Regions from separate parts of the Homo sapiens genome. Here region 1 is linked to region 2. A link is an interaction called in ENCODE POLR2A ChIA-PET data of the cell type or tissue named here. Cell type or tissue: OCI-LY7. All regions are shown on one strand.

Region 1 (5,000 bases), 230 kb before region 2:
TCTGCACTACCTCCAGCTGACCATGGCATTCAGTTGAGAAACCCCAGGCCCCCTAGGGTCACTGAGACATGGATGTGTGGGGACAAAGGGGCCTGGGGAACAGTTGGCCTGCGTTCGGTGCCTTGGGGCACTGGAACCATATTTCTGAAAGTAGGATGTGTTATTTCTCACTAGAGCCTTCCTCAGTGGGGAAGTGGTGACACTGTGTCCGGAACTGGTGGGTTCTTGGTCTCACCAACTTCAAGAATGAAGCCGCAGACCCTCGCGGTGAGTGTTACAGTTCTTAAAGGCGGCGTGTCTGGAGTTTGTTCCTTCTGATGTTTGGATGTGTTCAGAATTTCTTCCTTCTGGTGGTTTGGGGTATCCCTGGTTCAGGAATGAAGCTGCAGACCTTCACTGCGAGTGTTAGAGCTCATAAAGGCAGTGCGGAGCCAAAGAGTGAGCAGCAGCAAGATGTATTGCAAAGAGCAAAAGAACAAAACTTCCACAATGTGGAAGAGAACCCAAGCAGTTTGCTGCTACTGGCTTGAGCAGCCTGCTTTTATTCCCTTATCTGGCCCCACCCACATCCTGCTGATTGGTTCATTTTACAGAGAGCTGATTGGTCTGTTTTACAGAGAGCTGATTGGTCCGTTTTGACAGGGTGCTGATTGGTGTGTTTACAACCCCTAAGCTAGACACAAAAGTTCTCCAAGTCCCCACAGAGCACTGATTGGTGCATTTACAAACCTTGAGCTAGACACAGAGTGCTGATTGGTGTATTTACAATCCCTTAGCTAGACATAAAGATTCTCCAAGTCCCCACCAGATTAGCTAGATACAGAGTGCTGATTGGTGCATTTACAAACCTCGAGCTAGACATAGGGTGCTGATTGGTGTATTTACAATCCCTTAGCTAGACATAAAGATTCTCCAAGTCCCCACCAGATTAGCTAGATACAGAGTGCTGATTGGTGCATTTACAAACTTCGAGCTAGACATAGGGTGCTGATTGGTGTATTTACAGTCCCTTAGCTAGACATAAAGGTTCTCCAAGTCCCCACCAGATTAGCTAGATACAGAGTGCTGATTGGTGCATTTACAAACTTCGAGCTAGACATAGGGTGCTGATTGGTGTATTTACAGTCCCTTAGCTAGACATAAAGGTTCTCCAAGTCCCCACCAGATTAGCTAGATACAGAGTGCTGATTGGTGCATTTACAAACTTCGAGCTAGACATAGGGTGCTGATTGGTGTATTTACAGTCCCTTAGCTAGACATAAAGGTTCTCCAAGTCCCCACTAGACTCAGGAGCCCAGCTGGCTTCACCTAGTGGCTCCCACACCGGGGGCAGGTGGAGCTGCCTGCCAGTCCCGTGCCATGTGCCCGCACTCCTCAGCCCTTGGGTGGTGGATGGGACCGGGTGCCGCAGAGCAGGGGACGGTGCTCACTGGGGAGGCTCGGGCTGCGCAGGAGCCCATGGCAGCGGGGAGGCTCAGGCATGGCGGGCTGCAGGTCCTGAGCCCTGCCCCGCAGGGAGGCAGCTGAGGCCCAGTGAGAATTGAGCACAGCTACAGCAGACCAGCACTCCTGGGGGACCTGGCGCACCCTCCACAGCTGCTGGCCTAGGTGCTAAGCCCCTCACTGCCCGGGGCCGGCAGTGCCGGCCGGCTGCTCTGAGTGCAGGGCCCGCTGAGCCCATGCCCACCCCGAACTAGTGCTGGGTTCCCGCCTGTGCCTCTCCCTTCATACCTCCCCACAAGCCGAGGGAGCCGGCTCTGGCCTCGGCCAGCCCAGAGAGGGACTCCCACAGTGCAGCAGTGGGCTGAAGGGCCCCTCGAGTGTGGCCAGAGTGGGCACCGAGGCCGAGGAGGTGCCGAGAGTGAGCGAGGGCTGCCAGGGCTGCCAGCGTGCTGTCACCTCTCAACACCACTGCGTGGTCCTTGGGCTGGGCCATCCCGGGCAAGTCTCTGGTAAATGGTGAGCGTGGTGTGTATCGCTGTGGTGCAGGCAGGGAGGTGTAGGGGCTGGATGCAGAGTGAGCAGGTGCCATGAGGACAGCAGCCTGCCAGCCTGAGTGCCTCAGCCATGGGCAAGGCCATGTCTCTCTTTCCTGAAACTTGTTCCTGTGGCGTCTTTCAGTTTATAGAGGTAGAGAGTACAGTCAAGCGGACCCGCAGGTGCCAGTCACCTGCTTCAACAGTGAAGCTTTTGCTAACCTTGTTTTATATCTCACATGCATGTGTATCCGAGTAACCTTTAAAAATCTCGGACATCGGGAAATTTCACCTGTAAATGCTCCAGTTTGTGTCTAACAAACTTTTATTTTTATAACACCATGCTTTATCTCACTTAAAAATATCTCACTTAAAAATTATATAGCCATTTCTTAACATCCTGTATTCGTTCTTATCCATGTGGCCATTTCCCCAATTTTCGAAACAAGTCTCTACAGATGCGTGGCTCACATCAGGAGCCCACGTGCCATGGGGCTGCTGTGTCCCTGAAGCCCCCTTTCCTCCATCCGTTTTGCTCCCAGGCCTTTGACTGGTCAGAGAAACTGATGCCTTTGCCCACAGGAGGCCCCTCAGTCTAGACTTGGCTGGATTTTTCCCCAAGTGCAACAGTCTCCCTTGTGGGAAGGCTTTTGATAATGAATTCAGTTTCTTTGATAAAAAAGCTATTCTGTTTCTCTGTTTTCTTGTTTCTATTTTCATAGGTTGTATTTTTCTTCTTCTTCTTCTTTTTTTTTTTTTTCCCGAGATGGGAGTCTCACTCTTGTCACCCAGGCTGGAGTGCAGTGGTGTGATCTCGACTCACTGCAACCTCTGCCTCCTGGGTTCAAACAATCCTCCCGTCCCAGCCTCCTGAGTATCTGGGACTACAGGTGTGTGCCACCACGCCCAGCTAATTTTTGTATTTTTCAGTGGAGACAGGATTTCACCATATTGGCCAGTCTGGTCTTGAACTCCTGACCTTGTGATCCACCCACCTCGGTCTCCCAAAGTGCTGGGATTATAGGCGTGAGCCACCGCGCCTAGCTGATAGGTTGTGTTTTTCAGGAAATTGGAGTATTTCATGTAATTTGTCATATTTCTTGGAATACAGGTGTTTACAGTGTTTCCCACAATCCTTTTCCCATCTGTAGGGTCTGAGTGCTGCGCCTTCCTTCCTCACTATCCTGGCCATTTGTGTCTTCCTACCTCTTCTTCATCAGTCTTCCTGGGGCTTATCCCTTTTATTGATCTTGAAAAGAGTCAGCTTTTTAATTATTAATTTTCTCTATTGTTTGCCTGTTTTTATTCTATTAAAAAAAAATTCTGCTTTTATTTTTACTACTTCCTTCAACTGACCTTGGGTTTACTTTGCTTTTTTTTCTATCATCTTAAGACGGAAACTTAGGTCATTGATTGTAGACCTTTCTTACTTTTTAATGTGTGTTTAAAGCTATGTATTTTCTGTGAGCACATGCACAGACCCGGGCATGCACAGACAGATACACACTGCCAGTAAGGCTTTTGGCCTCTCATTCAACCACCCCATCTGGCTTAGTGATTCAAGGGTGTCTCCCTGGGGATTTGGGGCTCAGTCTCTGGGTCTTGGGGTGCCTTGTGCAGCTAAAGTTCCCTTGGGAGGTCAGGCCACACCCTATCTACAAGTCTGAAATGGGCTGGGTCCAGCTGGTCTCACAGAGAGCCTTGCCAGGGGTCCAAGGATGTGCTTTAGTGAGAGACGTGGGTGCTGACTGTGGCATACACTCATCCTGGGCGCTATCTTGCTGCATCCCTCTTGCAACCTGCGTCTTGTTTGTAGGTGGCTGTCTGGGGCTGTGAGTGGCCGTTGAGGCTGTGAGTGGCCATCTGGAGCTGGCATGACTGTCCAGGGCTGGGAGTGGCCATCTGGGCTGTGAGTGGCTGGCCGGGACTGTGAGTGGCCGGCTGGGACTGTGAGTGGCTGTCCAGGGCTGTGAGTTGAGTGGCCATCTGGGCTGTGAGTGGCCGTCTGGGGCTGGGAGTGACTGTCTGGGGCCATGAGTGGCTGTCTGGGCTGTGAGTGGCTGTCTGGGCTGCAAGTGGGCATCCAGGGCTGTGAGTGGCTCTCCAGGGCTGTGAGTTGAGTGGCCCTCTTGGCTGTGAGTGGCCATCATGGCTGTGAGTGGCCAGCCAGGACTGTGAGTGGCTGCCCAGGGCTGTGAGTTGAGTGGCTGTCTGGGGCTAGGAGTGTCTGTCCAGGGCTGTGAGTGGCTGTCTGGGGCTAGGGGTGGCTGTCTGGTCTGTGAGAGGCTGTCCAGGGCTGTGAGTAGAAGACTTTGTGTCCCCCTGTCTGCTCCGTGGCCTTCCCAATCCTAAGGGATTTAGGGAAGCAGTGCTCACTTCCCAAGAGGCCTTTTCTGAGAGGCCCTGAGTGTGCCCAGTCACCAGAGTGGGGGTTCCATGGGGTTCTAAGGCCTGGACACACATGTGGGGGTTCAGGCTTCTACCATGGGAGGTGCTGGAACGTGGCAACCCACGTGTCCACCCGGCACACACTGCCAGCCTTGCGCCCCTCCACTCATCAGGAGGACAGGTCATAGTTCTGAGTAGTGGCCTCTCTCTGCCAGGCCCAAGGTGTGCCCTGTGGCCCTGCTGGCATTCCCCAAGATCCCCTGCCATTGGCCCAGCTTCTGCTGTGGCCCAGCCTCCGAGTTCTCCACCTACATCCCTGAGTCCCCATACCCCCAAAGCCTGGGTCCTAGATGGCCTCCCCCACCTCCAGGGCCCAGAAATCCACAGACCCACAGAGCTGCATGGCAGCCCCATTGGCCCCGGGTGTCCTGCAGTGAGGGATGAGGATGTCACTAAAGCCCACAGTCACTAACCCTGTGCTGCACGGCCCACCTCCCTGCTCTAGCACATGCCCTCCAGACACGGGTGTCCTCCTGTATTGCACCTTCATGGCAGGTGAGAAGACAGGCTGTGATCGGACCGTGGTCAAGGCAGTCCACGCCAACATTCTCCAACAGCCCCCAGATGTGCTTGACA
Region 2 (5,000 bases):
CACGGCTTTCAGGCCGTGTTTGCTCTGAGCCTGGCCTGATACCACTGAACTCCAGGCAAGGCGGGGCTCCCGGCCAGCTGAGATGGCGGCTGTTTTCAGGCCGAAGGGGACCTGGCCCCCAGTCCGGCAGCCTGAGCCATTCCACAGCTCCAGAGGCTTCTCGTCAGACTGCCCTGTGAGCTGAGTGTCCTCTCCATCCAGGAGGTCTGAGGTGCAAGGGCTGGGCGGTCACCGCCTGACACAGGTCACTCAGGTCACTCTGACAGTTTCAGGGACGCACTGAGGTACATGGCATGGGAAAGGCCCTGGTCCAGCTCAGAGCCACTCACAGCGTGTGCCAAAGCCACGTGGGGAAACTGAGGCCCTGGTCCAGCTCAGAGCTGCTCACAACATGTGCCCCAATCACATAGGGGAAACTGAGGCCCTGGTCGAGCTCAGAGCTGCTCACAACATGTGCCCCAACCACATAGGGGAAACTGAGGCCCTGGTCCAGCTCAGAGCTGCTCACAACATGTGCCCCAATCACATAGGGGAAACTGAGGCCCTGGTCCAGCTCAGAGCTGCTCACAACATGTGCCCCAACCACATAGGGGAAACTGAGGCCCTGGTCAAGCTCAGAGCTGCTCACAACATGTGCCCCAACCACATAGGGGAAACTGAGACCCTGGTCCAGCTCAGAGCCTTTCACAGCGTGCATCACCACAGCCGAATGGGGAAAGTGAGGCCCGTCGATGTCCAGGAGACCTTGCCCAAGCCTGGTGAGGACCTGGGCCTAGCCAGCTCCAGAGTTTTCTTCTTCTCCCCACGGCAGGCATCTGACCAGAAATACCAGGGATCTCCCGGCCTGTCTGAGTCAAAGCCGAAGCTGCAGGATGGGGCAGAGTGGAGAGCTGAGCGCTCCTGGGGAGGGACAGATCTGGGATCCAGCGTGAGCTAAGATTGACTGAACAGCTGCCTGAGAGAGCAATTCCGTCCATCTCCAGCTGTTTCTATGGAGGCAGAGTGGAAGGGCTGTGGGGCAGGCACAGAGGTGACCCCAGCCAGAGCCACCCCCACTGGCAGGTGGGAATGCCCGCCGGTGAATAGCGGCAAGTGTGATGGTGCCTGCCCACTGCACACCTGGTGCACACACGTGTCAACCACCTAGAGCGTGCCCAGCCCTGTAGCCAAGGGACTCACCACCCTTGCTCTGCGGGGGGTGCTCCAAGGCACAGTAAGACTGGTCCATGCCAAGTGAGGGCAGTGCCGGCTCGGCCAGCCACCTGCTCCAGGTCTCAGCTCCCGCAGCTCCACCTGACTTCCCGGTGTTTCTAGGGGTCTGAGGCCCCACACCAGCACCAGCCTCCAGCTAGTGGCGAGGGCTGTCGCTGTGTCTCCAGGCAGTGAACGAGCCTCTGGAGGGTCCCTGGAGGGGAGGAGAGGGAGGACAAGAGCGCATCTCGTGGAGGAGGGGCAAACACACCCTGGGGGTAGATGCAAGGCTGAGCCAGGCAGGCCAGGCAGTGTCTGCTGGGGACACACGCCGGAGCCCCTGGGGGGCCAGGGCCTCAAAGGAAGCCGGAGGAGGAGACCTGGATGATTACTCAAGTGTGAGAGACTCAAGGACACCCGCTGCAGCCAAATTCTGTGTGAACAATGATTTGGAACGCGGCCGCGCAGAGGTGAGCCGGCCTGGGTGGTGGAATGTGGCATCCAGTCCGGCCGCATCTCTCCTTCCTGGCGACTCCACGCTCACAAATTGCCTGCGCATCTCCTCTGACATTCGTCCCCCTCGAGGGTCTGCTTCCCGTGTGCTGCCTGCATTCAGAGGGTACGTCTGTGCCTCATGCAGAAACTAACACCGCTCAAGCAAACATTTGCTGAAGGGACGCAAATTATAAAGACGCCATGGGGAAATGAACCGAGTCCAGGAGGCAGAAGAAAACACATCCAAGGACCCAGAGCAGAGTGAGCTCGTTTTCCTCTGAGCAGGTCTGAAGCCGTGACGGGGCGCACAGGCCGCATCCCTGAGCATGGCGGGCACGGGGGCGATGAGAGGGAGAAACCTTGCTGCCCACACAGGTGGAGAGGCTCAGCTGCAGCGTGAGGATCCTGGGGGGCTGCCGTCAGCCGTCTGCATGTTATTAACTAAGAAAAGGTCTTGGAAGATAAAGATTTTCAGACCCAACTGGAACAAACCAGCACACCTAGAGCTCTGCGTCCCTGCATCCTACGAGTCCCGTTGAGTCTGAGCAGAGCACAGAACACAGAACTGCGTCAATGACTGAGGCAGATTCACCCACACAGACCAGGTTCCTCCTACAAAGCGCCTTTTGCCAAACATAAGAGGACTGAGGTCCAGGTTCCTCCCGCAAAGCGCCTTTCGCCAAACATAAGAGGACTGAGGTCCAGGTTCCTCCCGCAAAGCGCCTTTCGCCAAACATAAGAGGACTGAGGTCACACAGCCTGTGTTCTCTGGGCTGAGTGGAATTACAGTAGATTCAGTAAGAGAAAGATAAGAGGAGAATCTCCAAATGTTTAGAAATTAAGCAATTGTGGATTAAGCAACACACTTCTAAATAACCCATATGTCAAAGGAGCCACAGTAGAAATCAGAAAATGTCTTGAGCTGAATGAGGAACACACAGCATATAAAAGCGTCCAGGATACAATGTCTTGAGCTGAATGAGGAACACACAGCATATGAAAAAGCCTCCAGGATATGCAAAACTAGCCACCAAAGGGAAATCCACAGCTTATTGAAAAAGTTCCACATTTAAAAAGGGGAAATGCTGAAACCAATGACCTATGCTTTCAGCTCAAGAAACTAGAAAAAGGACATCAAAATAAAGGCAAAGCAGAAGGAAGGAAATCATAGTAAAATGTATGAAAGAGAAGACAGATATAAATCAGAGAAAATCAACAAGACCAAAATCTGGTTCTGTGAGAAGATGAATAAAGTTGATAAACCTCCCAGCAATGTTGATCATTAAAAAAGAGAAAACAAAAATCATCGCCAGGAGGTACAAAAGGGAGACATCACTGCAGAGTCTTATGGACACAGGGGAGATTACAATCACATTATGTGCTTTACATCAATAAACATGAATTTTTGATGCAATGAACACATTTCTTGAAAAGTACAATTTATCAGAATTAAGACAAAAAGTCAAAAAATATGATTTATCAAAATGGACACAAAAAGAAAAGTCCAAACAGCCTAATATTTATTAATTAAATCCATCATTTAAAACCTTTCCACAAAGAAAGCTCCATGTCCATTTGGTTTCACTGTTGAATTATCCTATAAATTTCCGCCACACCCCTTGCTAGATTTTTTTTTCCTAGGTATTTCATATTTTTGATGCTGCATGAATAGTACTGTTAAATTAGCTTTCATTTTCTAAAAAGTGTGTTGTTCGTGCATAGAAACCCAGTTCACGGTGGCTTGTTGGCTTTGTAGCCAGCAGCCTTGCTGAGCTAACTCTTGCCGGTTCTGAGAGTGTGCGAGGAAGACCTCTGTGCTGCCTACAGGCGGGAGCTGTCTTGCATCCTGAAGATGGGGCTGAGGGTGGGGGCCGGTGGCCGAGGTTCCTGCCTCAGAGGAGCCTTCCTGAGTGCCAGCACCTGCTCCAAAGATGAGGCTGAGGGTGGGGGCAGGTGGCAAACGTTCCTGCTTCAGAGGAGGCTTCCTGAGTGCCAGCACCTGCTCCTGCCGGCCTTACAGATGCTACCTATCAGCTTAAAGGAATCTGCTTCTATTCTACGTTTCCCAAGGGTTTCCCCTCCCGAAATGCGGGGGCCACAGGCGAGCGCCACCACTCGGCTACTGTTTTTTATTATGTTTTTTAGAGACAGGGTCTCACTATGTGGCCCAGGCTGGTCTCGAGCTCCCAGCCTCAAGTGATCCTTCTGCCTGGGCCTCCCAGAGCGCTGGGCTGGTCTCTGCACACGGTTGGATTCGGTTTTAGTGCTTCCAGTTGTGTTGGGCAACGGGGTGGGCGGGTTTGCCCGGGGCGGCGCGGTCCCTCCGGGTCTGTTGGTGCCCGGATCCCGGAGCCCCGGGCGGGGGGAGGCCACTGGCTTCGCGCGTGACCGCCAGGTCCGCAGCGCCTTTCGTGGCCGGAGACGGGGCGAGGCGACCGGAGGTCTCGGCCCAGGGGCGCGGGGGAGCGGGGCGCGGGGCGGGGCGGCGGCCGGGAGAGGGGCGTCCACGGGGGAGGTCGCCTGTCCGCGGACCGCTAAGACACCGCAGCAGAGGCGTCCGGGGCGGGCGGGGCGGGCGGGGCGGGAGGGACAGGAGCGAGAGGGTTCGTGCGCTCAGCGGGACGGAAGCGGTTGCGGATGCACATGCGGATGCGGAGAGAGGCCCATGGCGAGTTCGGCGGCGTGGCCGGCCGGGCTGTCCCCGAGGGCGGAAGGGAGGACGCGCGACCCCGACGGGCACTGACGGGCCGGCCGGGGACGGTGCTGGGAGGGCCTGCCGGGCCTTGCCAGGTCCCCCGCGCCATTGCCCTGGGGTGGACTGCGGGGCACAGAGACTCTCCTGCGGCGCCGTCCCCAGCCCTTCGCCCCTCCCGGCGCAGCCCCCGGCCCCTGAGCTCCCCACCCAACCCCGGGGCCCCTGAGCTCCCCACCCAACCCCGGGGCCCCTGAACTCCCCACCCAACCCACGGGGGGAGCTGCCGCTTCAGACACAGGCCCTGAGCTACCCCCGCAGGGGTGTCACAGTGGGGGGGTCTGACTCCAACCCGGGCTGGTGCCCTCAGGGAGCCAGGAAAGGTGAGTCTCCGCGGGTGAGGAGACCCCAGGCCCAACACGGACAGGACGGACCAGAGCGCGGGCCTCAAGTCCTGCAGGCCCTCCAGCTCCAGGCTGGTCAAGAGTCTGTCCATCTCTGAAGAAGAGGAAAGGTCCCACCTGAGGCCTCAGAGGCCACCCGGGAAGGGAAGGGCTGAGCTCTAATCTGCTTTTGAGAAAGACATTTGTATCCCCCGGATCCAACAACCAATAAGAGTGGC

The links. Peaks named below come from ENCODE experiments on the same cell type or tissue, not always from the same donor. Only the 100,000 strongest peaks of a DNase experiment are listed, where the experiment ranks them.
Region 1: POLR2A ChIA-PET joins it to region 2 with 7 read pairs; 2 of 35 experiments call an interaction of 5 or more read pairs at or near these places.

Annotation. Positions count from the first base shown.
Region 1 is chr5:761,110-766,109 of GRCh38, reverse strand. All of the region lies in intron 4 of ZDHHC11B (zDHHC palmitoyltransferase 11B (putative)), which reads left to right. Among named protein-coding and RNA genes, the nearest start is that of ZDHHC11B, 21 kb to the left of the region's middle. In OCI-LY7, no CTCF peak of the experiment used is centred here; no DNase peak of the experiment used is centred here.
Region 2 is chr5:527,840-532,839 of GRCh38, reverse strand. No RefSeq gene overlaps it. Among named protein-coding and RNA genes, the nearest start is that of MIR4456, 5.5 kb to the left of the region's middle. In OCI-LY7, no CTCF peak of the experiment used is centred here; a DNase peak (open chromatin) is centred at 2,689.